Linked DNA regions of Homo sapiens: regions 1, 2, 3, 4 and 6 are each linked to region 5. A link is a loop called in an ENCODE intact Hi-C map of the cell type or tissue named here. Cell type or tissue: HCT116. All regions are shown on one strand.

Region 1 (4,000 bases), 940 kb after region 5:
CTTTAAAAGTTAATGGTTAATGATTAAAACACTTATGTTCTTGACTCTCCCTAAACTGAATTGTGGATGCAAAGTTCAAGAGAGAGAAACCAGTCAATACTGGAGCTGAAACAGACTGAAAACAAAATATGTTACCTAATGCTGAGCCTGTAACAGCAATGCAACTCTGAAACTAGATATGGCCTCATAGCTTCCTGGAATCTGAAAATAGTTACCTCAAAACTCATACTCAAAATAATGCCATAAAAAATACACAAAGTTCCAACTTTGTTTCTCAAAGAGCAAGATTTTTCATTCTCATTTTTAGGGAAAGAAACCATGTGTTAAATGAGAAAACAGAATCCAGCTACTCAACAAAGAGTGGGTGTGATCAGAAGGTGTGGTGCCGAATATCCTGCTTCAAGTCCCCAGCGTGTTTCATAAATTAGTAGCTTACCTTGGCAGAGAAAACAGATTCATTTTTCCCAGTAATTTGCCTTTTCGAGATGGAAATCTCCTTTTGAGCAGCACATTTTTCTATAGCCCTGAAAAGACCAATTTATATTTAAATGCATAATACACTCAGAATTTAAAAGGGGAAGGTAGTCATCACAAAAGTCAACTGCAAATTTCACATTGGCTTTAATTTCCCTATAGAACACCAGTTTATCAAATCTGAAGACTTACTTCATCAGTTCTTGATCTTAGAGGGTCTTTCAGCTTTGAGGAGTATCAGGGGCAAAGTGCTAATTTAGACAATAAACAAGCGCATTGTCTTTCTCTTGCTAAGACTGCAAAGGGTAACAGTATGTCAAATTGCTTTTCTTCTGACTGGGCTGAAAAACTCAGTCTGGTATCCCTAGTTATTTTTTACTTAACAGAAGCTCGGCATTAATGTGTGGCTTGGTTAATAGCAATGAGAAAAATAGTTACTACTTTAAAATGTTGTCTAGTAGAAGAGTTACCTCAAAACCTGAATCCTAAGAGGGGGCTATCAAAATGAAAGAGAAATTGATGATGACTCATTAATGAAACATAAGTCATTGAAATGTGGTCTATGATGGTCAGCCTCTTCCTGTGGTTGGTGAATCATTTCACCAGCAATTCTCAATCACATTTGGCCACTGCTCCTCTCAGGCAGCCCCTTGGCTATAGCTCCACTCCATCACTTGCCAGATTCTAGTAACTTCCTTGTCATCGACCTTCAGGCCTAGGGGCAATAATAGCTTCCCACTGTAGCGAAACCCTGGATACTTCAACATCCCTTATTGGAGTGATTAACCCTGCCTGTACCTCTGGAAAGAAAATTATCTCCCATTAAGCCCTAACTTGATTAAACAGGGGTTCCCTGCTAAGACCCTGACTGATACAGGTCCTACCTTCAGGTTTTCCACCAGACAAATCAATAAGCAGTGACTACTCAGCATGAGTACTACTGTGATGGAAATTCTAGTTCTCAGCCTAATCAGTAAGACGTTAACCAACATAAGGAACTGAGAAAATGTAACATGAAGAATGTAGCAACCACTGAATGCTTAGGGTTGAATGAACAAAACCATTCTTTCAACCTACAATTATAAATTTAGAACCTATAGGTAGAGGAATTGTGTGCGGGAATTAGAACACTTAAAATAGGAGAATGGGATCATTCTGTGGGATTAAACACTAATAAATGCAAATAAAGTATAAAAAGATAGACTTGAAGTCACATTGAAGATATAAGCAATCTCCCCCAATAATTCCCTTAGTATATGAAACTGTAAGCAAGATAATAATTTACATACTGATCAGATCATTTTATGTCCATTTTTCTCATTCCTAAAGCAGTTCCCAGGGCCTGCATGACAAAAGTGGGAGGATGAGCTTTACTCAAGTTGCTCAGCCAGTCCAGCATTTCTGGGTTTGATGTCTCCATCAAGCACAAAATTCTCAACTGTGGCCTTATTTTCTCAGTTCTGCTGGAAAAGAGAAGCAATCAAGGCAGTTGGAAAAATGTCCCAAGATAGGAGTGGTTATTTCTGTTTCTCTTCCTAGCGTCAGCATGAACTCACTGATAGCTAAATGCTGCCACCTTCCTGCCCTCATAAGTACTGCAGAGGAAACCAATCCTGAAAGGCCCAAACTGGATGGAATTAGAGACCATTATTCTAAGTGAAGTAACTCAGGAATGGAAAACCAAACACTGTATGTTCTCACTCATAAGTGGGAACGCAAATGAGGACGCAAAAGCATAACAATGGTACAGTGAACTTTGGGGACTCAGGGGAAAGGGTGGGAGAAGGGTGGTACAGTGTACACCGCTCAAGTGATGGGTGCTCCAAGATCTCAGAACTCACCACTAAAGAACTTATTCGTGTAACCAAACACCACCTGTTTCCCACAAATCTATTGAAATTAAAAAAAGGAAAAAGAAAAAGAAAGAGAAAAATTATTTTTTAAAAATCGAGTATGGAGAACCTCAAAAAAAAAAAAAAAAAAAAGGAAAGAAAAGAAAAGAAACACTGGTGGATCTCTATTCTTGTTAGCTTCTCTGCCAGCGGCTGGAGTTAGATGAATAGACCTGTGAAAGAACAAACACATAAACAGAAAATTAAATGATAACATGATACACGAAAAGAGACTTATACCAGGTTACAAAGAGACAGCAGACACATTGAGATCAGAGGAGATATTCTGGAGGAGTGAAGATAAAACTAAACCCTAAAAAATGAGCAGGAATTTGCCAAGACAAAGGGGAAGGATGAGAGAATATTCAAGGAGGAGGAGTAGCAAGACAGAAAGCAAGAAAGAAAATAAAACCCTGCATGGTGTGCGCAGCATTTTAATGTTGTCTGAGAATGTTGGGTAGTGCAGGGAGCAATGGGAACCCATCTCGAGGGGCCCTTGATGCCTATTAATAATCTTGGAGGCAAAGTAAAGCCCCTGAATATTTATTAAGCAGAAGTGGCATGGTCAGATTTGCCTTTTGGATATTACAGTCTGGGGACAGTGGGAAAGCTATATCTGAAGGGAGTAAGACAAGAGGCAAGGTATGTGAAATTTCTTGAAGTTCTCTTTGTAATTATCCTGAAGAAAGACAAGAAGATAGCAAAATTTCTCTTTAAGTATTGGTGATTTTCTAAAGAAAAATGAAAAATTAAGTCACAAAGACCATGTTTTTGGTGAGTACTGAGTAAACATTTTGAAACTCAGTAAATCTCACCAGAAGAATATCGTAATTCCCAAAGTAGAACTAAGCTTAGAACCGAGCTTGTCTCCAATGAATGATAATGGAGGTAAATCCATGGTAATTAGACCCTGAATCCTCTGCCTTGATTTTAAGAGAGAAACAAGCCAATGAAAGATAAGTATCCTTCTTCTTAAAGAAAACGGAGGAATAAGAAAGAGTTCCTGCTCTGATGGAAAGAAGGAGGGCAGAGATAAAACCTACGCCTAGGTGTTTGGCATTACCTCCATCCTTTTCAGGTGGTGGTCTATTCCCCTCTCTCCTACATGAACAAGAATCTGCTGGGGCTCAAGCAGAGCTGGTCACAATGAACAGAGCATCTCCTCTACATTCTACACATCCTGTCCATGCTGGGACCGTGAGGTATCCTGCTCTAAGGCTTGAAGTGAGAGAATGTGGATGTATTAGTTCATTCTCACACTGCTATAAAGAACTGCCCAAGGATGGGTAATTTATAAAGGAAAGAGATTCAACTGACTCACAGTTCAGCACGGCTTTGGAAACTTACAATCATGGCAGAAGGCAAAGTGGAAACAAGGCACCTTCTTCACAAGGCAGCAGGAAGGAGAAGAGCAAAGAAGGAAGAGCCCTTTATGAAACCATCAGATCTCATGAGAACTCACTCACTATCACGAGAACAGCATGGGGAAACTGTCCCCATGATTCAGTTACCTCCACCTGGTCTGTCCCTTGACATATAGGGATTATGGGGATTATGGGAATTATAATTCAAGATGAGATTTGGGTGGGGACACAAAGCCTAACCATATCAGTGGAGAATGAGTGTGATGCTGC
Region 2 (4,000 bases), 590 kb after region 5:
CTTAAGGGAATGTTGTCGGTTGTGTGATCTATCCAGACCATTCAAACTTCCTCCATAACAGCAGTAAGACTGTTTTACTTTCTTGCATTTGTGGGTTCAGTGAAGTAGCGCTTTCAATTTCCTTCAAGAACTTTCCCTCTGCATTCACAATGTGGCTAACTCTTTGGAACAAGAGACCTAGCTTTTGGCCTATCTAGGCTATTGACATGCCTTTCTCATTAAGTTTAATCATTTCTAGCTTTTGATTCAAAGTGAGAGACATGTGACTCTTCCTTTCAGTTAAACACTTAGAGGCCATTCTAGGGCTATTAAGTGGCCTAATTTCAGTATTGTGTTTCAGGGAATAGGGAGGCCTGAGGAGAGGGAGAGAGAAGTGGGGCAGGCTGATGGAGCCTTCAGAACACACACAAACATTTGTTTGCCGTCTTTACATGGGCACAGTTTGTGGTGCTCCAAAACAATTAAAATTTTAACATCAAAGACCATTGATCACAGATCACTATAACTGGTGTGATAATAATGAACATGTTTGAAAGATTGTGAAAATTACCAAATTGTGACACAGAGACATGAAGTGAACATGCACTGTTGGAAAAATGACATTGTTAGACTTGCTCAGAGCAGGGTTGCCACAAATCTTCAATTTATTTTTAAAAAAAAAAGCATCTGGTCAGATGTGGTGGCTCATACCTGTAATTCCAGCACCTTGGGAGGCTGAAGCAGGCGGATCATTTGAGGTCAGGAGTTCTAGACCAGCCTGGCCAAAATGGTGAAACCACGCTTCTACTAAAAATACAAAAATTAGCCGGCCATGGTGCATGCAACTGTAGTCCCCAGCTACTCAGGAGCCTGAGGTGGGAGGATCACTTGAACCTGGAAGGTGGAGGTTGCAGTGAGCCGAGATCGTGCCACTGCACTCCAGCCTGGACAACAGAGCAAGAGTCCATCTCAAAAAAAAAAAAAAAAGAGAAAAGAAAGAAGGAAGCAGTATCTGTGAAGCATAATATAGTGAAATGCAATAAAACAAGGCATGCCTGCATATTACAGTCATTCTGTGAGAGACTATAGATCAGGTACAAATTTTTTAAAAAGTACCTAAGAGTGTCTGCGATAGTATAGTCACTCAGATAATGTGTATTTGTTGAGTGAGGTATGTTGGGAAACTGAAACTTTAATCAGTGTAAAAATTATTGAGAGATATGTTACATGTTGTTTTAGTCTTTGAAATCCAAAGGGCTTTTGCACTGATAGCCTCAGTTCTGATTGGTCACTTTTCAAGTACTTTCTAGCTATACATGGCCAATGCTGCTGTTCTGGACGGCAGAGTTCAAGAGTCTTTCATCCTTTTTACTTTCTGTGACACCACACTGACATTCTTGACGTTTTCTTTTTGGTTTCTCCAAGGAAATACAGACCAATTCTGTATATGTATTAAGCATGTCATTTTGAAAGTTTATGAATTTAGAAATTAAAAGTCAAATGTTTGTTTTTCTTTTCTTCCTTTTTTCAAATGACCTTAGGATTTTATAACAGTTTAGAAGCTCCAGATTTGAAATCTGCAGTAAGTGTATTTTGGCAATACCTAAGATAGTGGAAAGCAGCACGATAGCTATTCATCTGGAAAGTTATGCAGGAATATAAACGTGTAGGGGAGGTTAGACCATTCCTGGAAAGAGGAGAGTTTAGTTGAGTCAGCCTCAAAGGGCGGGCAAATTTGCCATTCATAACAAAGTTGCAGATCAGAACAACCTCGCAGAGGAACCCTGAAAAGCTGATGTATTAGCCATCTGGTGGTCAGGTTGGGCATTGCAGTCATTCACTTAGCTGATACCCTTATTAGGTTTTGTTTAACTTGGAATTTAAATTAGTTCTCCATTTTTGTCTAAAAAAGCCTATTCCTAGTTTTAACATTTTTGGCATTTTTGAGGGGTATGGCAGGTCTGGTCACTGTAATTTATTGTTGTATTGCTCATGATGATCCTGAAAAAAACTTACATTAGTGAACTTGGACAAAGAAGCTAAAAAGTACTTGGAGAGAGAAATGGAGTTTGCTTTTTTGCTTTGAATTAAAAAATAATGGTCTCCTTAGTTGTTTGTTTTTTGTTTTGTTTTTTGTTTTTTTTGTTTGCTTGTTTGTTTGTTTGTTTTTGAGACGGAGTCTTGCTCTGTCGCCCAGGCTGGAGTGCATGGCACAATCTCGGCTCACTGCAAGCTCAGCCTCCCGGGTTCATGCCATTCTCCTGCCTCAGCCTCCCGGTAGCTGGGACTACAGGCCCCCGCCACCACGCCCAGCTAATTTTTTGTATTTTTAGTAGAGACAGGGTTTCACCATGTTGGCCAGGATGGTCTCGATCTCCTGACCTCGTGATCCACCAACCTCGGCCTCTCAAAGTGCTGAGATTACAGGTGTGAGCCACTGCGCCCGGCCTTGTTTTTATTTTTGAGAGAGTCTTGCTCAATCGCCCAGGCTGGAGTGCAGTGGCGCAATTGATCTCAGCTCACTTCAACTTCTGTCTTCTGGGTTCCAGTGATTCCCTGCTTCAGCCTCTTGAGTAGCTAGGATTTCAGGTGCACGCCACCACACCTGGCTAATTTTTGTATTTTTAGTAGAGACAGGTTCCGCCATGTTGGCCAGGCTGGTCTCAAACTCCTGACCTGCCTCAGGTGATCCACCTGCCTCGGCTTCCCAAAGTGCTGGGATTATAGGCATGAGCCACCGCACCCAGCTTATTTTTTAAAAAGTAGGTTAATGTGCATAGATTTTGTTCTTCTTTGAAGATGAGAAAAACACAACAGCTTATGAAACATTATGAAAATCATGTAGTTTCTATGGGCTGTGCACCTGTGTGCAAACACATGCTTACCCCCCAAAGCGGTGGGAAATTTCTGGCATAATCTGAAACATCTGTCATTCTCCTTTGAGCTTCTCTACCCGGATGAGTAGTGGAACTCTTGGTTCTGTGATTGCAATTCTAATCATGAGGTAATAGAAATCAAGGCACTTTTCTTTTATTCTTTATTTGCCACTTTTCTTTTTATAGAAGTGATACTCATCTCTGAAATACAGCCTACAAATACCTCTGTTTTCCTAGAGAACACATAAGCGTAATTGAAATGTGCCTAGGACAATACGTGCACCATATTAGATGGCTGCCAGTATAATACCTGTTTGTTGAACTTTAAGAAAGGGAATCAGGGTAATTAATTTAACAATCACTGATGGGAATTTGAGTTATGTACTCTTTCTAGTTAGCTGTTCAACAGTACACTGTTGGTTTTGCTACCTTTTGAGATTTTTTTCTTTGATTTCAGAAAATAAAGCAGTTGGAGTGATGAAGTCGGGCCATGTATTTACAATTGAGCCAATGATTTGTGAAGGTGAGAAAAAAGGATGCCATGATATTTTTCAATTGAATTTATATGTATTTTAGGTAATTCATCATGTCAGTGGTCTTTTCTACCTGCTTGCTTTTTGCTTCCTACTCACTCCCTGTCCCACCTCAAACTTGATTCAGTATCGTGAAGAACTGAAAATTGTGAGGGTTGGCAAGAACGGCATGGGTTCTGCGTGGTAGTCTTCTGTCAGGAGATGCTGAAATGCTTGAATTCTGGTCCCTTTTCATAAAGATCATGTCAAAGGGTGCATTGTAATAATGAGGTGCCCAGGTCAAGTCTGTGCGGACGTTCTTGCTTGATGTAGGAGAGGGAAGAGGAGGGAACAGAGCAGAGCATTGACGAGCCACCCAGTTCGAGGCAGACATGATTATATGATTTAATTCTTCACAATTTATAAGGTAGGTGTTACCCCATTATAGAAACTAGGAAACTGGTCCTTGAAGAGGGTGGGTAGCTTGCCTGTAACTTAGCTTGTTACTTGGCAGAATTTGTCAGACTCAGCTCATGAGCTGTTCTGACCCTTCATGGTCTGTACTCATGTCATCACGTGGCATCATATAGCTATTGTGGGGAAAGCACACCAAGGACACTTGGAAAGCACACT
Region 3 (4,000 bases), 400 kb after region 5:
AATATATATACATACAAAAATTACCTGGGACTGGTGATGCAGGCCTGTAGCCCCAGCTACCTGGGAGGCTGAGGTGGGAGGATCACTTGAGCCCTGGAGGTTGAGGCTGCAGTGAGCCAAGATTGCACCACTGCACTCCAGCCTGGGTGACTGACAGAGCAAGATCCTTTCTCAATAAAAACGTTAAAAAAAAATTACCACCAAAATATTAACAGTACTTATCTTGGATCAGGGAGATGGAAGGAAATTGCAGGTAAGTTTCATTTAATCCTATACTTTTATAAATTGTTTGGATCTTTAGTGAGCAAATATCCTTTATAGAGTCAGCCCAAAACAATAATTTTATTTTATTATTACACATAGTTTCATTATTTTAAAATAATGAAATCAAAATAATACAGCTGATTTCATTATTTTAAAAAATGACATTAGAGTCAGGCAATAAATAAGATAAATTAGAGATAAACTTAAATGCTGTAAACGTGATTATAAAACATGGTACAAGGCTGGGTGTGGTGGCTCATGCCTGTAATCCCAGCACTTTGGGAGGCGAAGGTGAGTAGATCACCTGAGGTCAGGAGTTCGAGACCAGCCTGACCAACATGGAGAAACCCTGTCTCCACTAAAAAATATATAAAAGTTAGCCAGGCGTGGTGGCACATGCCAGTAATCCCAGCTACTTGGGAGGCTGAGGCAGGAGAATTGCTTGAACCCAGGAGGTGGAGGTTGCAGTGAGCCAAAATTGCACCATTGCACTCCAGACTGGGCAACAAGAGTGAAACCTTGCCTCAAACATTTTAAAAAAAAATTAAAAAAAAACCCATGGTACAAATAGTCAAAAGTTCCTATTCAGTGAGAAAAGAGATGATGTTTTTAAAAGTATTTAAAATAATTGGGCATTTAAAAAAGACTGAGAAGTATAAAAGTTGAATTTTTTTAAATAAGAGGAGCTAAATAAAAATCTTACATGTCATGTCACGGTTGACACTGGCAGTTGAAGAACACAGATTAAAGAATGATTTTGGAGACTTAAAACATCCACTATACAAGTCAAATACAAAATTTGCATATTTTAGAAATACAAAAGCAAAGAAAGTAGTTTAAAGCAAAACACTGAAAAAGAAGTAGCAATCAAGCATTTAAAAGACTAAAAATGCAGGGTGGGGTTGCTCATACCTGTAATCCCATCACGTTGGGAGGCTGAGGCGAGAGGATCGCTTGAGGTCAAGACCAGCCCTGGGCAACATAACAAAACTGTCTCTATTTTATTTTAAAAAAAATTAAAAGTGAAAAAATTAATAAATAAAAATTAAAAACTAAAAAGATGACTATAATCAAAGATATATGTTATAACAATAAAGATAAATTAATCTTGTACAGTAAATAAGGATGATCTGAAAAGTTAAAAATGACCAAACTCTGGCCTCCAATTGAAAATAATAGACAGAGGATAAATTTGTCTCCCTTCCTTCCCAAAATCATAAGGAAGTAACAGTGAAGAGGAATAAGGACTTCTGATGTGAAATAGCTGTGCAAATCAGCATCTTTTACTTTCTCCTTTTAGAACTGTTAGATATAAGTTCTAAATATCTTTTCAAAGAATCAATGTCAGTATGTTCAATTCTTTACCTTCTACTTTTAAACTTAACTTCCTCCTAAAGCAACGTTTTTCTATTACCTGCTCCGCCCTGACTCATTCTGATTACCTACTCCACCCTGACTCATTCCAATAACCTGCTCTGTCATAACCTTTTTTCCCGCCAACCACTCACCCCCTCACTCTCTTTAAATTAGCTAATCGGAATTAGTTTATCCTGTGCGGTCTAACCCTAGCCCATAAGGGAAAGACACAGCAGAAGGCGCCACGTGTGTCAGGGATAAGCACCCCTTCCCCTCCCTTGTGCAAGTGTGCACTCACCATTGCTCCATCTGTAAGGGCTCACCCTTCTATAGAAGTGCCTTGCCTTGCTAAGAATTAAAAAGGAAAATTTTATATTCGAGTGCTATTTATTTTGCGGCACCGAAACTTTATATATAACAGCACCTGGACGAAAACAACAAGAATATCTGGTAGGGGAGACCCTATGACCTTTCTCAATGAAACACAGAAAAAGTATAATATGGACGCCAAAACATAGGTAAGTAGTGCGAAAGCACCTGACATTGTACAGACAGAATAGAGACAGCCCACTGGTGGCAAATCTCAGAGAGCACCAGCAAAATACACGTGCACCCTAAAATGTATATCCTTCTTTGCTATAAGCAGTGCAAAAATGGAAGTGAGCAGGACTGATACAGGCAGCGGGGCATACAAAACTTAGATGGTACCAAGGAGGCCTGGCAACCAAAAATGTGAGAAATACCAGAAAAGTACACTCAAACTGCAATTCACTAATTTTTTTTTTTTTTTTTTTTTGAGACAGAGTTTCACTCTTGTTCCCCACGCTGGAGTGCAATGGCTCACCGCAACCTCCACCTCCCAGGTTCAAGTGATTCTCCTGCCTCAGCCTCCCAAGTAGCTGGGATTACAGGTATGTGCCACCACGCCTGGCTAATTTTGTATTTTTAGTAGAGACAGGGTTTCTCCGTGTTGGTCAGCCTGGTCTTGAACTCCCGACCTCAGGTGATTTGCCCCCTTCAGCCACCCAAAGTGCTGGGATTACAGGCATGAGCCACCACTCCTGGCCTCACTAAATACCTTTTTTAAAATGGCACATCAAAGATAATATCAGAAATAAAATAAGCCACGCACAGTGGCTCACACTTGTAATCCCAGCGCTTCAGGAGGCTGAGGCAGAAAGGTCACTTGAGTCCAAGAGTTCAAGACCAGCTTGGGCAACATAGACCCTGTCTCTGTGAAAAATAATAATAGAAATAAAACGAAAAAGCAGCAAAACTGACCAGCAGATAGAAAATACTCCCCCAGAAAATATGAAAAATTTATAGTTAAAAAGAATAAAATGGTTATTTTCATCAGGCTATGCAACTGAAATCCAACTGACAAGCGAAAAACAAAACAAAACAAGAAAGAGTAGGAGGCGTATTGGACAGATGGTAAAATCTGAATAAGGCCTATAAAATGCTTGAGTGTATTAATGCTAATTTCCTGATTTTGATCATTATACTATGGTTATGCAAAAAAAATGTTCTTGAAAGCTGGGCGCGGTGGCTCACGCCTGTAATCCCAGGACTTTGGGAGGCCGAGGGGGGTGGATCACGAGGTCAGGTGATCAAGACCATCCTGGCCAACATGGTGAAACCCTGTCTCGACTAAAAATACAAAAATTAGCTGGGTGTGATGGCACACGCCTGTAGTCCCAGCTTCTCAGGAGGCCAAGGCAGGAGAATCGCTTGAACCCGAGAGGCAGAGATTGCAGTGAACCGAGATCGTGCCACTGCACTCCAGCCTGGCGACAGAGAGAGACTCGGTCTTAAGATTAAAAAATAAAAAATGTTCTTGGTTTTAGGAAACAAAGATTTTAGGAAATACACACTGAAATATTTGCGGCTAAAGGAGTATCATGTCAGCTTATTCTCAAATGGTTCGGAAAAAAATTTAGGTAGAAAGAATAGGCTGAATGTCGTGGCTTATGCCTGTAATCTCAGCACGTTGGGAGACCAAGGTTGGAGTCGCTTGAGGACAGAAGTTTGAGAACAGCCTGAGCAACATAATGAGATCCCATCTCTATAAAAAGTTTTAAAAAAGAATAAAGTAAAGGTAGTAAAATGCTAACATTTAATGAATCTGGGTGAAGGATAGTCTTGGAAATAATGGTATTCTTGCCAGGCACAGTGGCTCACACCTGTAATCCCAGCACTTCGGGAGGCTGAGGCAGGTGGATCACCTGAGGTCAGGAGTTCAAGACCAGCCTGACCAACATGGAGAAACCCCATCATTACTAAAAATACAAAAATTAGCCAGGCGTGGTGGTGGGTGCCTGTAATTCCAGCTACTCGAGAGGCTGAGGCAGGAGAATCACTTGAACCCAGGAGGTGGAGG
Region 4 (4,000 bases), 160 kb after region 5:
CTGAAACATAATAATGATAATAACAACAACAATAATAGGAAAGGGAGGAGGAGAAAAAGCTAATAATTGTTGAGTGCTTATAATACACCAGACAATTCTGTAAGAGCCCTATGGGCAGTAGTTATTTATGCCTAGTGTTCCATTACTGGAACGCTAAGCATGTGGGAGTTTTTTATACCCTTCTGCTCAAGGTGGTTGCCAAGGTCTGATTGCAAAAATTCAAAAAATTGCAACCTCAGACATAAATGGATTAACTCTCAATCCTTACAATGAGCTTGTGAAGCAGGTATTATTTCCCGCTTATAAGGAAATGAAGGTGATGTGAGTTGCCCAGTCACACTGATAGTTCCGAGCAGAATTTGGAGCCACTTTGGTTCCAAAGCCCATGAAACTGACCAAGATTTTACCCAGTTAATCAAGGTAAGACTTATTTTCATGTTCAACTCAAGATTACCCATGCAAGATTGACGTTACTTCACCAAAGAGAAAAAACAAAAGTCTGTTATGTTTTGCCCTTTACATATTTCCAGGGCCAGAGGGCCAAACCCCTTCCTTCCTGTGAACCTCTGGTGCAATGAAATGTCAAGCCAGATCTGGTCCACTCTAAAATACGACTCACTTGCTATTACTATCTTTAAATGGCTTCATCCGACCTACTCCCTGAAACCAATTTCCTCTTGAATACATTTAATTGCTTCTTTATGAATGAACCCTATTAGTAGCATTTATTCATTCCTTCTGAAAACCACGTTTAAAAGCAAGAAAATAGTATGTCAGAGTAGTATGTTTATTTCATCAAATACACATCTTCTCTTGGAAAAAAAAAAATCACTTTGCTTATTAGATCTTTCTGTGCCAGGTAAGTTTTAAGAGAAAATTTATACTACCACATATTTTTAAGTTGAGTACTATGTTTATGAGAAATAAAGCAATGAGTGGAAACACTTCATAACTAAGTATCTCTAAAGGATTTTCCATAAACCAATTATTCACTCATTCCTCACTTGTTACTATATTTATCAACATCAACATGTTGTTCAAGGACCATCCACATGAGAATCACCTGGGGCTGGCTGTTGACAACACAGGTGAGATCTAATGAATGCTGGTTTCCCAGTGAAGAAATCTGCATCACTCACGAACAGCCCAGGTACATGCTGGTTTCCCAGTGAAGAAATCTGCATCACTCACGAACAGCCCAGGTACATCTTATGTATTCTAAAGGTTGAAGACCACTGAGTCCCCTTTATGTGCTAATAGGACAAACAGATACACAAAGGGCTTATCATAACCTCCCATAATTGATCTTAAATTGATCTCTCTGCTTCTAACCTTGACCCCATCCCTACATACCTGCTTATTCCGTAAACAACAAAAGGATTTTTAAGGCATAAGTCAGATCATGTAACTTCTCTGCTCAAAATTCCCCCAGAGTTTCTCATCTCCCTCAGTGGCAACAAGCCTAGAATAATCTCCCTGCTCTGCCTTTCTGACTCATTTCCTACCACTCTCCTCTCCCCTCCTGCTTGGCTCCAGCCACCAGACCGCCTCCTCCTCACCCCTGGCCCACCTGGTGCAGCAGAACCTTCACCCCTACAGGCTCCCTCTGCCGGGACCGCTTTCCTGCAGCTAGCCCCACAGCCTGTTCCTTCCCTTCCTTGGGGTTCCTGCTCCACAATCACTAGTGTGGGAGGCCTTCCCTGGCCACTTTATCAAGAACCTGCCCATCCCTTTTCCTGCCTGATTCGATCCTCTTTAGCGTTTATCACTATCTAATGATCTAATGTACTTGCTGTTTTACTTATTTTTTCTTGTTGGTTATCTGTTACCCTCCACTAAAATGTAAGCTTCATGAGAGCAGGTTTTTTTTTTTTTTTTTTTTTTGGTCTGCTTTGTTCTTAAATGTATCCCATTTGGCACGTAATAGACATCAAAAAATATTTACTGGCTAAAAGGATGAATGAATATCATCAATGCTCCAAAAAAGGGTACTTGATTAATGAAGCATTGTAAGAGAGAGCAACCAGCTTGGGGTAGGGGGCAGAGCGCCTAGCTCTCCTCGTGGCAGGTAACACTAGTGGGGTTTTCAAGGAAGGACAGAAAACATCTCCTAAGAAAAGGAAGGACATTCTACACATCAGCTGGCCTGTAATTAAAAGTGTCAGTGTCATGAAAGATGAAGGAAGAATGAAGAATGCTTCTAGAATGAAGGAGACTGGAAAGATATGACAGCTGGGTATGAGTGATCCTGAACCGGATCCTTTTGCTATAAAGGACGTTACTGGGATAACTGGAGAAAACTGAAGGGATTTTATCAGTGAAGGTTTATAGGAGTTCTTATTTTAGTATTTTTGCCATTTTCCTGTAAGTGTGAAGTTGTTTCAAAAGGAAAAAAAAAACACAAAAGGAACCAGAATAACACGAGTAAATGCAATGCATCAAATGATCTGTGAATAAAATGCCCACTGAATAAAACAGGGAAAAACAACAACTATTTCTTCCAAATGTTCCTATTTCCCTTACTCCCCCATTCCTCCATGAAAAACTTTGGGCCTGTATCATCTTGGCTTAGAGTCAGCCAAATACGGTCATTCTTCTTTAAGTATAAATGCAAATAAACCCCCTGGATTTCAGTGGGAACACAGCATGCAGCAGAACATTTGTGTGTATAAACTCTGTAGTAAATGACATCTCTCTTCTCCCTACAGAGTAGAAGCTTGATCTCCATGAATTGCTGTAACTCAAAACATACTTTTTACACAAAAATAATGATGGGGTTGAAAATAGAAAAAGTAAATCTTTGGACTGGACTGCTGTTGTGAGCCAAAGAGAATGATTAAATATAAAACAAGAGGGAAAAAAACAACAGCACTAGGTTATAAAAGAACAGATTGACATAGATTTTTTGAAACTGGAAGTTACAGGCAACATGCCTAGAATTTAGATAACAGTATTAAGGACTGAACACTCATCCAAACATCTACAGCTCCCCTGACAGGTCAAATTCCATTACAACAAACACCAGTGCAATAATAATCTGAGTAATCCAAAGCATTCCTGGTTAACGACCTCCTTAACTCAAGCAGTATGCAATATCTAACACCATTCCCCATTTTAAACACAAAAGTACAAACGTAAATACAGCAAGTGATTGTTCACTGTACAAAAGGACTCATCAGAAGTCTCCATAATAAGGTATAAGGGTTTTTTTCAACATCTAGACTAGTGTTTGTGGGGCCATTTTTTAAATACAGAAAAAAAAATTAACTTACATGCAACTTTTGAAGGACATGTCTAGATACAGTGGACCCAAAATGTTAACAGCAACTGAAAGCAAGCACAAGTTTAACATGACAACAGGAGCATCTATAGATTGACTCATGTACCTCCCAAGTCCCCTACTTTCCTCTGTAATGTGGGGTACACCACACTGCCTGGTATTGGTTTAATTTGAATTTTCTTCCAAATTATTAAAGTTGACAAATTCTCATTTTTTAAATATGAAGTTCCAGCCTCTCCTGGAAAATGGTTAGATCTGGCAACACAGGTACAGATTCCTGGGTCAACCAACAGCTAATGGAAACCAGCTCCCTGATAGGCATGGCAGAAGCATTGCTGACCCCTTTACCACACTCCCCATCACTCCCTATTGCATTCCCAGCACCCTTAATGGCTTATTTTCTGCCTGGTCCTTCTAAGCATAGGAATCTGCAACACCAGCTTTTAAAACAACTAAAACAAACAAACAAAAATTACTACTCAACTTGCTGATATATCAAAACTGAGCTGTATCATACATTGTCCTATGATACATTGTACATTGCAGAGAGAAGGCATGCTAAGTTAATATTATGGATAAATTACTTTAAGATTTCTCTAAATGACATTCTCACAAGCATCCCTGGCAAAAGGCAACATCTATAATCTTTAACTGAAAACACTTTGCTTTGGAAATGGGAATGCTTTGAATGTACCTTAGCTTATCAAAGCATAAATTTAC
Region 5 (4,000 bases):
TAGTTACTGATCACCTCAATTACCACTGCTGTCATTCAGCAAACTTTCAAGTGCCTGGTATATGCCAAGTACTGGGCCACAATTCCAAGACTCTCTATACTGGACCTTGCTGCTTATCTGAGCTTTTCCCCACTCTTTCGTCTGGAGGTTCTGGGCCCTTCCCAACCTCCCCAGCAGCATAGGCTTTATTATGGCCCCTTCCACATTCCCCAGGGGCCCAGACCAAACCTCTCTTCCTTCTTGAGACCATCTTCCATTAACCCCTGTGTTCTTCCTGTATCTCAACCAGGCACCATTTTGAGAGATGTCAGTTTAGCTCTTGATGAATTGGAAATTTTCCACATGTGGGGTTTTCCCCTCCATCAGTTTACATTTCCTCAGGAACTTATGCAGCGTGCTTATAACACCTGCCTGGAACACAGTAAACTTCTAGTCAATAAATGTGACCTGTTATTTCAAGGGATAGATGATATATTCACCCCTAGTACCCAGCCTGCAACAGGTAGCCAGAGAACTAGTGGGCCTGATTCAGTTGCAAAGTAACAAGACTAAAGACAGCACAAGTGTGGAAATATGGCTATTTTCTTTATAAAACTTGAGTCACTCTAACAACTTGAATTTAAGATAATTTACTTCAAATAAATACAGAATGCAGACTATGACTTAATCATAATAAATCATTCTCTATGTTTAAAATGTCCCACAAAATGTTGATTGTTTTCTTTTTTTGTTTTTTTGAGTTGGAGTCTCAGTCTGTCTCCCAGGCTAGAGTGCAGTGGCGTGATCTTGGCTCACTGCAAGCTCTCCCTCCTGGGTTCACACCATTCTCCTGCCTCAGCCTCCAGAGTAGCTGGGACTACAGGTGCCCGCCACCACACCCGGCTAATTTTTTGTATTTTTAGTAGAGACGGGGTTTCACTGTGTTACCAGGATGGTCTTGATCTCCTGACCTCATGATCTGCCTGCCTAGGCCTCCCAAAGTGCTGGGATTACAGGTGTGAGCCACCACACCCAGCTGATTGTTTTCTTTTTTACGTATTTTTTTTGTTTGAGTCAGGATCTTGCTCTGTTGCTCAGGCTGGAATGCAGCAGTGCAATCATGGCTCACTGCAGCCTCCATCTCCTAGGCTCAAGCAATCCTCCCACCTCAGCCTCCAACATAGCTGGAATTATAGGCTTGTGTCACCATGTCCACCAATTAGAAAAATTTTTTGTAGGGAGACGGTCTCACTATGTTGCCCAGGCTGGTCTCAAACTCCTGGGCTCAAGCCATCCTCAGGGTGAGTCTATAAAGTGAAAGCAAATTTATTAACAAAAAAAAGGAATAAAAGAATGGCTACTCCATAGACAGAGGAGTTCTCAGGGTTGCCAATTGCCCATTTTTATGGTCATTTTTTGATGATGTGCTAAACGAGGGGTGGATTAGTCATGTCTCGCCTTTCTAGACCATGTAGGGTAACTTCCTGACATTGCCATGGCATTTGTAAACTGTCATGGCGTTGGTGGGAGTGTAACAGTGAGGACGACCAGAGGTCACTCTCATCGCCATCTTGGTTTTTGTGGGCTTCTTTACTGCAACCTGTTTTATCAGCAAGGTGTCTATGACCTGTGTCTTGTGCCAACCTTCTATCTTATCCTGTGACTTAGAATGCCTAGCCATCTGGGAACATAGCCCAGTAGGTTTCAGCCTCATTTTACCCAGGTCCTATTCACAATGGAGTTGTTCTGGTTCAAACGCTTCTGACAAGACCAAAGCAAAATCCAGGTGATTCACACTGGTGGTATGTATGCATATATGTGTGTATTTCTAAGTACAGTGTGTAGAAGTAACACACTGGTGGTTTTAGAAGAAATATAAAGATGTTCTATTCCTTGTTTCTGGAGAGTTGCTCATTTTGAAGAGGAATTGAAGTGCAAACCAGGGTCCTGGGGCCTTTTGTCACAAAAACCTCTGAAGTTCCAATGGAGGGTGGTGTTCCCTGGGAGGGAGGGTGCAGAGCATTGTCCTCCCAGCCCCATTGAGGACACCTTTAGGACAGTGCCTCTGCCTGGAAGATGAGCAGCTTTAGGCAGTCACCATCGTCGTCTAGAAACCACATTTGAAAACTGGTGGGAGGACAAGGCCCAGCTCCATCCTGCCGCGATAAACTCCCAGCAGCAAGATCCCAAGCAGGATAGATGGTGATGGGAGCAAAACGTCCTGTTCTCTCATCTTTCCAAAACAAGCCTTGCCATTTTCAGGAGCGTGTAAAGGAAATAAAACACCTACCCGCCCTAAGCAGGCAACATAAGCTGTGTACCTTCAAGTTTCTCCAAAGCACAAGCGCCTCTGAACATACAGTGTTTTTATCCCTGAACTATTCCAACTCCAGTCCGGAGTGGTTTTACGCAGTCGACACTAGAGGGCAGGCCATTAAAACGTTCCCGTTCAAACGAGTTGCTCTGCAAATGCAAGAGCTGACACAGCACCTGAAGGTCCGCTCCGTATCTGAAAAGTAGCTTTCCCCCACGGAGAATGCAAGCGTGCGTTCGGTATGGGGCAAGAGCGTGGGAAGCCTGCTACTGCTTTCCTTTCGGGGCATATTTACAGTGAAAGCCCGTGAACTCGCCTGCTCTTCCCTTAGATTTACTTTACTTGGGAATTCCTAGAAGTGGAAAAATAAATCACAATGGCCAGTGCGGGTCCCCAGAGGTTTAGCCCCGGCTAATGGATAACAGGAAGGGACTAAATCAGCCTCCTCTCACCAGCGGCAAGTTTACAAGAGAACCACTCAGCATGAAAACGCCAAAGCAAGCTGTACTTAATCCCTCAAGAAGTCCTAAAAACTGTAATTTTATTAAGTTAGAGACAGGGTCTTCCTCTGCCAACCAGGATGGAGTGCAGTGGTGCGATCATACTTCACTCCTGGGCTCAAGCTGTCCTCCTGCCCCAGCCTCCAGAGTCGCTGGGAGTACAGGTGCATGACGCCAGGTCCAGCTAATTAAAAAAAATTTTTTTTTTCATTTTTTTAAGACACGGGGTCTTGCTATGTTGCCCAGGCTAATCTTGAATTCCTGTCCTCAAGCAATCATCCTGTTTTGGCCTCCCAAAGTGCTGGGATTACAGGTGTGAGCCAGCCACCTTGTCTGGCCTAAAACTGTAATTTTATAAACTCTTTGTGGCAAACCCCTCCAAACAAAAAGGCTCGGGTGAGTGTAAGGATGGCTTTGCTCCAAGTTCAGAGTTTGGCTTCTCCGCCGTGCTCCCTGCCCCCACCCACCCCCCCACCCCCATCTGACTGCCTTGTCTGTTATCATGTGTAGATTTTCTATGGATTTTATTGTGTCATCATGATAAAGCCAATGTTAATGTATTTTTCAGGCAAATGCTGCATTTTCCTCCTCAAAGACTAGGCTTCTCACTCTGGAATTGGGCAGCACCTAGAAGCAGCCCCATGGCCTCACTGGAGAGAGCTCTGGCCATGAAACCCTGCTGGCCAGCGTTTATAGAGGGCTTCCCAGTTCTTCATTGGAGGTCTAAACAGGATTTCCCTAGAGAAGGAGGGCTTCGTGGAATAAATGACAAAGGGAGTTGGGGTGGCCTGCCAGGTCACTGGGCTCCAGCTCCTCATTGTTCAGCCCACAGGCTTCCCAGGGCGCCTGTCCAAGCCAGCCGGAAACAGACGAAACTGCAAAATCACTCCATTCCTGCCCACACAAACACGGGGAAATGAATGATCACTTTGCACAAGAAACCTCCAAGAGACACTTTGAGGATCCCCTTGAGGAAAGGACAACTGGGACCTGTGGCAGGAAGAAGGCTGAAAGAAAAGTCCAGGTTTATTACTCCCTGGGAGAAGGAAGAGGAAGAACAAAGGAAATGCACTTCTTTAAGTACTTCATGATGCAAAATATTTTTAAATTCCTGAGTTCACATTTAAAAACTGTATATTTTTAAATTATAGGAGCAATGATGTTAGTGGTAACCAGCCCAACAACAGAAATAAAGAGAAATTTAATA
Region 6 (4,000 bases), 190 kb after region 5:
AAAATTTTAAATGAACAGTAAATTAGGAGGATGGAAATGATGGGGAGACAGATAACATCTAGTTTGAACAGATGAAACTCTACAATTAAAGTGGTCCAAAAACAGATCCATGCTTAGAAAGGTAGGCACGATACAATGGAGAATGCTTCACTGACTAGGAAGTTAGAGGAGATGATTCCTACGTACTTTCTGATGATTTTGTAATTCTTTCCTTCAACATACTTTTTTTTTTTTTTTTTTTTTTTTTTGAGACAGGGTCTTGTTCTGTCACCCTGGAGTGCAGTTGCAGCCTCAACCTCCCAGGCTCAAGTGATCCTCCCACCTCAGCCTCCCAAGTGGCTGGGACTACAGGCACGCATCACCACACCCAGCTAATTTTTAATTTTTAATTTTTTTTTGTAGAGATAGGGTCTCACTATGTTACCCAGGCTGGTCTCAAACTCTTGGGCACAAGCCATCCTCCAGCCTCAGCCTCCTAAAGTGTTGGGATTACAGGTGTAAGCCCCCAAGCCTGGCCCAAACGTTTATCAAAACATCTACTGTGTTTCAGACAATGCGCAAGACACTGGGCTTATGAAAGTGAGACAGCCCCCACACTTGAAGCCCTTATAATCCAGTGGAGTATGATTTATTTGGAAGTTAGAAATTTTAAGACAGTCATCAGTATTACACACAGAAACAAACATGTGATTCAAGAATGCTGTCTACAATACTCCAATTTTCATTTATGAATTTTCAATAGGCTACAATTATTCCACCATATTCTTGAAGAACATTTTCATCCTAACTTTTTTGTGCTTGTGGGTGGTGTTAATTGTGGCATATGCAAAAACTTTATCACTTTTCGATTATGAACAGATGTAAATGACTTACTTGATGTTTTATTTTAGAATAACAAGCATCTTCTAAAATAAGTCTCCACCCAAAAAGCTGGGGCTATCATTACGGAAGAGACTTAACACTCTGAAACTGAACCTTGACATGCTCTTCAACACCTCAAAAGTTACTCCACATCTCTGTACTCCAATTTCTTCATCTGTCACAAAGATATAATATTCTTGGAAGACTCTTTGGGGTGCTTACAAGAAAAACATCATTAGTGAAAAGTTCTGTTAAAAATGCAGATTGCTTTCACCTTTTGCCAGGGACTACCTATTACTGTGGACATTAAAACAAAGTGACCCATCTAAATGAGTGCAACATTTTGGCAAGTTTATGGTGGTTGAAACATGATTTGGTTTTCCAACTTCTCCCCACTTGGCTTCATTTCAATCTGCGGAGTATATCAAGTGAGAATGCTTCTGCGCCTTCATACTGCCCCACAGAGGGAGTGGCCACACTAAGCAAGCCTATATTCAATTACTTTCCCCACTTTATACCTTTCTTACACTTTTCCCATATGACACTTTCATAACCATATTTAGCTTTCTTCCTACCATCTCCCTGTAATTCAAAACGCAATTTAGATTCCCATATGGTTGCCATCGAAGCTAACAGATGTCTAGCAAATTAAAACAAAAATTATGACTTATAAACTGCTGATGTATCATCATTCCAGAACATCTTGCAATTTATAGTGAATCATAAGATAAAGCTTCCTACTTGATGCCCCCCCTCCCCCACCGCCCCAAGGTTTCCTGAGTCTCCCTCCTCTCTGAATTAAGCCCTGTGGAAGCAAATTAGAGGCAAGATCCTGCCATCAACCCTGGATAAACTTGCACTTAAAGACACAAGGTAATATCTGAAAGCATATCAAAAGAGAAAGTTGGCCTCAAGTAACTGAGGCTTTTCTAATCCTTTGTAGCAAAGAAAACAGAAAAATGACTTGGTTCTCCCAAATCATTCCACCGTTTCCATTGAGTTCTTTCCTAACAAGTCACTATAAAATCTATTGAATCCATTTGCCTCATCTTCTTGGCAGATCTTAAGGGTATTATCATTACCTAGTAGTAATGATGCCAAAGTACTAGACTAAGGCATTCTAGAAGTTCTATAGCCCTGTATGGAACCAGTATAAAATCTGGAGACAACAACAGTAATGATATTCACTATTTGTTAAATATTGAGATATTATGCCGAATAAAACATTATCTCACTGAATCTTTAAAACTACAACACCATTAATGTTATCTTTCCTTTATAAACAAGAAATTAAGGCTCAGTGCCTTAATACAGTAGACTATATTTTTCAAAGATGGCCACAACCTACATGACTTTCTGCAATGTGACCTTGACACTTCTCCATCAAAAGGTGGCTTCTAATTCTTCACCCTTTGAAATTCAGCAGTCTGCATGAGTGCTCTAACCAATGGAATAGATAAAAGTGGCACTGCCAGTTCTAAGTGGAACCTTAACTGGCTGGAAGCTTCTTTAAGACTTAGAGACAGGAAGAAGCCACGTGTAGGTAGGTGCTCCAGTGACAACTCTGGCTAAGCTCCCAGCAAGCATCAGCTTCCAGTCATATGAGTATACCATCTCAGGCATCCTGCCCAGAGGGCCTTCCGGTAAGTCCAACTCCAACTACATCTCACCACAACTGTATGAGACCCCAAGTGAGAACTGTCCAGATGAGCCTGGCCAAATCACAGAACTGTGAACTATAATAATAAACAACTGTGTTTTAAACAACTAAGCTTGGAGGTTATGTAGCAATAAATAACCAGAATATTGAGATCAATTTACTTGCCTGGGAACAGTTAAGTATCCAGAATCCAAAACAGTTAAAAGCCAGAATCCAAAAGGGCAAAACATCTATTAATGATGAGTGATGGGATGTGGTGTTCGGTACCCCAAAGAAATGACTTTAAAACAAAATCCTCTTTCTTCTCCCTCCCCCAAACCCAAAGCAGTCTCAGGGTTTTCTGAGAAATGTCCCAGTACGGTGACACCCTCAATAAAATCAATTCCCTTCTGTCTTGAATTGTTCCAATATATAACAGAGGAAACAAGTTTTCCCCCACCAGCCTGTGATAACTAATGAGAAAGGAATCTGTACAAGATGTTGACTTTGTTACTCAGAATGTCATTACAACTGTTATATAAAAGGATTCAGATTTTATACATGAAGCTGTAATTCTAATAATAAAAATATATTTAATGACTCACAGGACTACATTTGAGATTCACAGTGGGGAGAGAGAAGCACGGACACTATACCAGGAACTGAACAAGCCAAGAAGAAATTAGTGAAAGGTTTTTTGTTTTGCTTTGTTTTGTTTTTTTTGAGACGGAGTCTTGCTCTGTTGCCAGGCTGGAGTACAGTGGTGTGATCTTGCCTCACTGCAATCTCCACCTCCCGGGTTCAAGTGATTCCCCTGCCTCAGCCTCCCGAGTAGCTGGGACTACAGGCACCCGCCAACACACCTGGCTAGTTTTTTGTATTTCAGTAGGGACAGAGTTTCACCATGTTGGCCAGGATGGTCTTGATTTCCTGAACTTGTGATCCGTCCACCTCAGCCTCCCAAAGTGCTGGGATCGCAGGCGTGAGCCACCGCGCCCAGCCTTGGTTTTTTTTTGTTTTTGTTTTTTGTTTTTTGTTTGTTTGTTTTTTATGAAAGGATCTTTGAGGAAGAAATGAAAGTAATAAAACTAGTCTTCAGACAAGTCTCCCTAACAGAAAATGTCTATAATTTATCACGTGTCCTGGTATATACTACTTCTGTTATAAATTAGTGGCCAAACTCTTCTATTTTTCTTCTCCAGCATATTGGAACTCAAGAAACTCATTCTGTGTAAGAACTAGAAAGAACGTTATAACTCATCCACCTCCTTCAATTTAACAGCTGAGAAACTGAGGCCCAGGCAGTTAACTGATGAAGAGCCAAACTGCTGATCAGGAAAAGAACCAAGCTCTCAGTGCTGGTGCCACCATATGTTCAATTTTATTTTACCAGAACTATACCTTTGAATGTCACCAGTGTATGTCAAATGTAGTCTAGCAGTTCAGTGTGAAAATGAAAATTAGGAAACCATGCTGTTGGCAATCTCTTCTTCATAATTG

Evidence for each region. Peaks named below come from ENCODE experiments on the same cell type or tissue, not always from the same donor. Only the 100,000 strongest peaks of a DNase experiment are listed, where the experiment ranks them.
Region 1: a loop joins it to region 5, with 6 times the contacts of the local background. A loop is called at or near these places in 28 of 110 quality-filtered maps.
Region 2: it touches region 5 in a loop (9-fold over the local background); 49 of 110 quality-filtered maps call a loop at or near these places.
Region 3: it touches region 5 in a loop (2.3-fold over the local background); 11 of 110 quality-filtered maps call a loop at or near these places.
Region 4: a loop joins it to region 5, with 2.3 times the contacts of the local background. A loop is called at or near these places in 14 of 110 quality-filtered maps.
Region 6: it touches region 5 in a loop (4-fold over the local background); 44 of 110 quality-filtered maps call a loop at or near these places.

The regions. Positions count from the first base shown.
Region 1 is chr4:99,403,655-99,407,654 of GRCh38, forward strand. It overlaps LOC102723576 (a long non-coding RNA gene), which reads right to left and starts at 1,726. Exons shown (of 5, transcript XR_939020.3): 1 at 667-1,726; 2 at 437-524. RefSeq lists enhancers at 1-4,000, 1-231, 1-143, 1,117-1,306, cis regulatory regions at 9-20, 65-78 and a silencer at 1,858-2,152. In HCT116, a CTCF peak has its summit at 2,056; DNase peaks (open chromatin) are centred at 1,057, 1,791 and 2,027.
Region 2 is chr4:99,054,441-99,058,440 of GRCh38, forward strand. It overlaps METAP1 (methionyl aminopeptidase 1), which reads left to right. Exons shown (of 11, transcript NM_015143.3): 10 at 3,313-3,378. Among named protein-coding and RNA genes, the nearest start is that of ADH5, 32 kb to the right of the region's middle. RefSeq lists an enhancer at 315-384. In HCT116, a CTCF peak has its summit at 1,794 (motif pointing left); a DNase peak (open chromatin) is centred at 1,761; H3K27ac peaks cover 337 bases.
Region 3 is chr4:98,862,966-98,866,965 of GRCh38, forward strand. No RefSeq gene overlaps it. Among named protein-coding and RNA genes, the nearest start is that of EIF4E, 64 kb to the right of the region's middle. In HCT116, no CTCF peak of the experiment used is centred here; a DNase peak (open chromatin) is centred at 1,746; H3K4me3 peaks cover 418 bases.
Region 4 is chr4:98,625,025-98,629,024 of GRCh38, forward strand. All of the region lies in intron 1 of TSPAN5 (tetraspanin 5), which reads right to left. Among named protein-coding and RNA genes, the nearest start is that of TSPAN5, 32 kb to the right of the region's middle. In HCT116, a CTCF peak has its summit at 1,627 (motif pointing left); DNase peaks (open chromatin) are centred at 1,107, 1,477 and 3,017; H3K4me3 peaks cover 3,425 bases; H3K27ac peaks cover 3,754 bases.
Region 5 is chr4:98,465,312-98,469,311 of GRCh38, forward strand. No RefSeq gene overlaps it. Among named protein-coding and RNA genes, the nearest start is that of TSPAN5, 190 kb to the right of the region's middle. In HCT116, a CTCF peak has its summit at 2,382 (motif pointing right); a DNase peak (open chromatin) is centred at 2,420; H3K4me3 peaks cover 601 bases.
Region 6 is chr4:98,651,643-98,655,642 of GRCh38, forward strand. All of the region lies in intron 1 of TSPAN5 (tetraspanin 5), which reads right to left. Among named protein-coding and RNA genes, the nearest start is that of TSPAN5, 5.0 kb to the right of the region's middle. RefSeq lists an enhancer at 1,627-2,826. In HCT116, no CTCF peak of the experiment used is centred here; DNase peaks (open chromatin) are centred at 2,448 and 3,013; H3K4me3 peaks cover 1,660 bases; H3K27ac peaks cover 2,719 bases.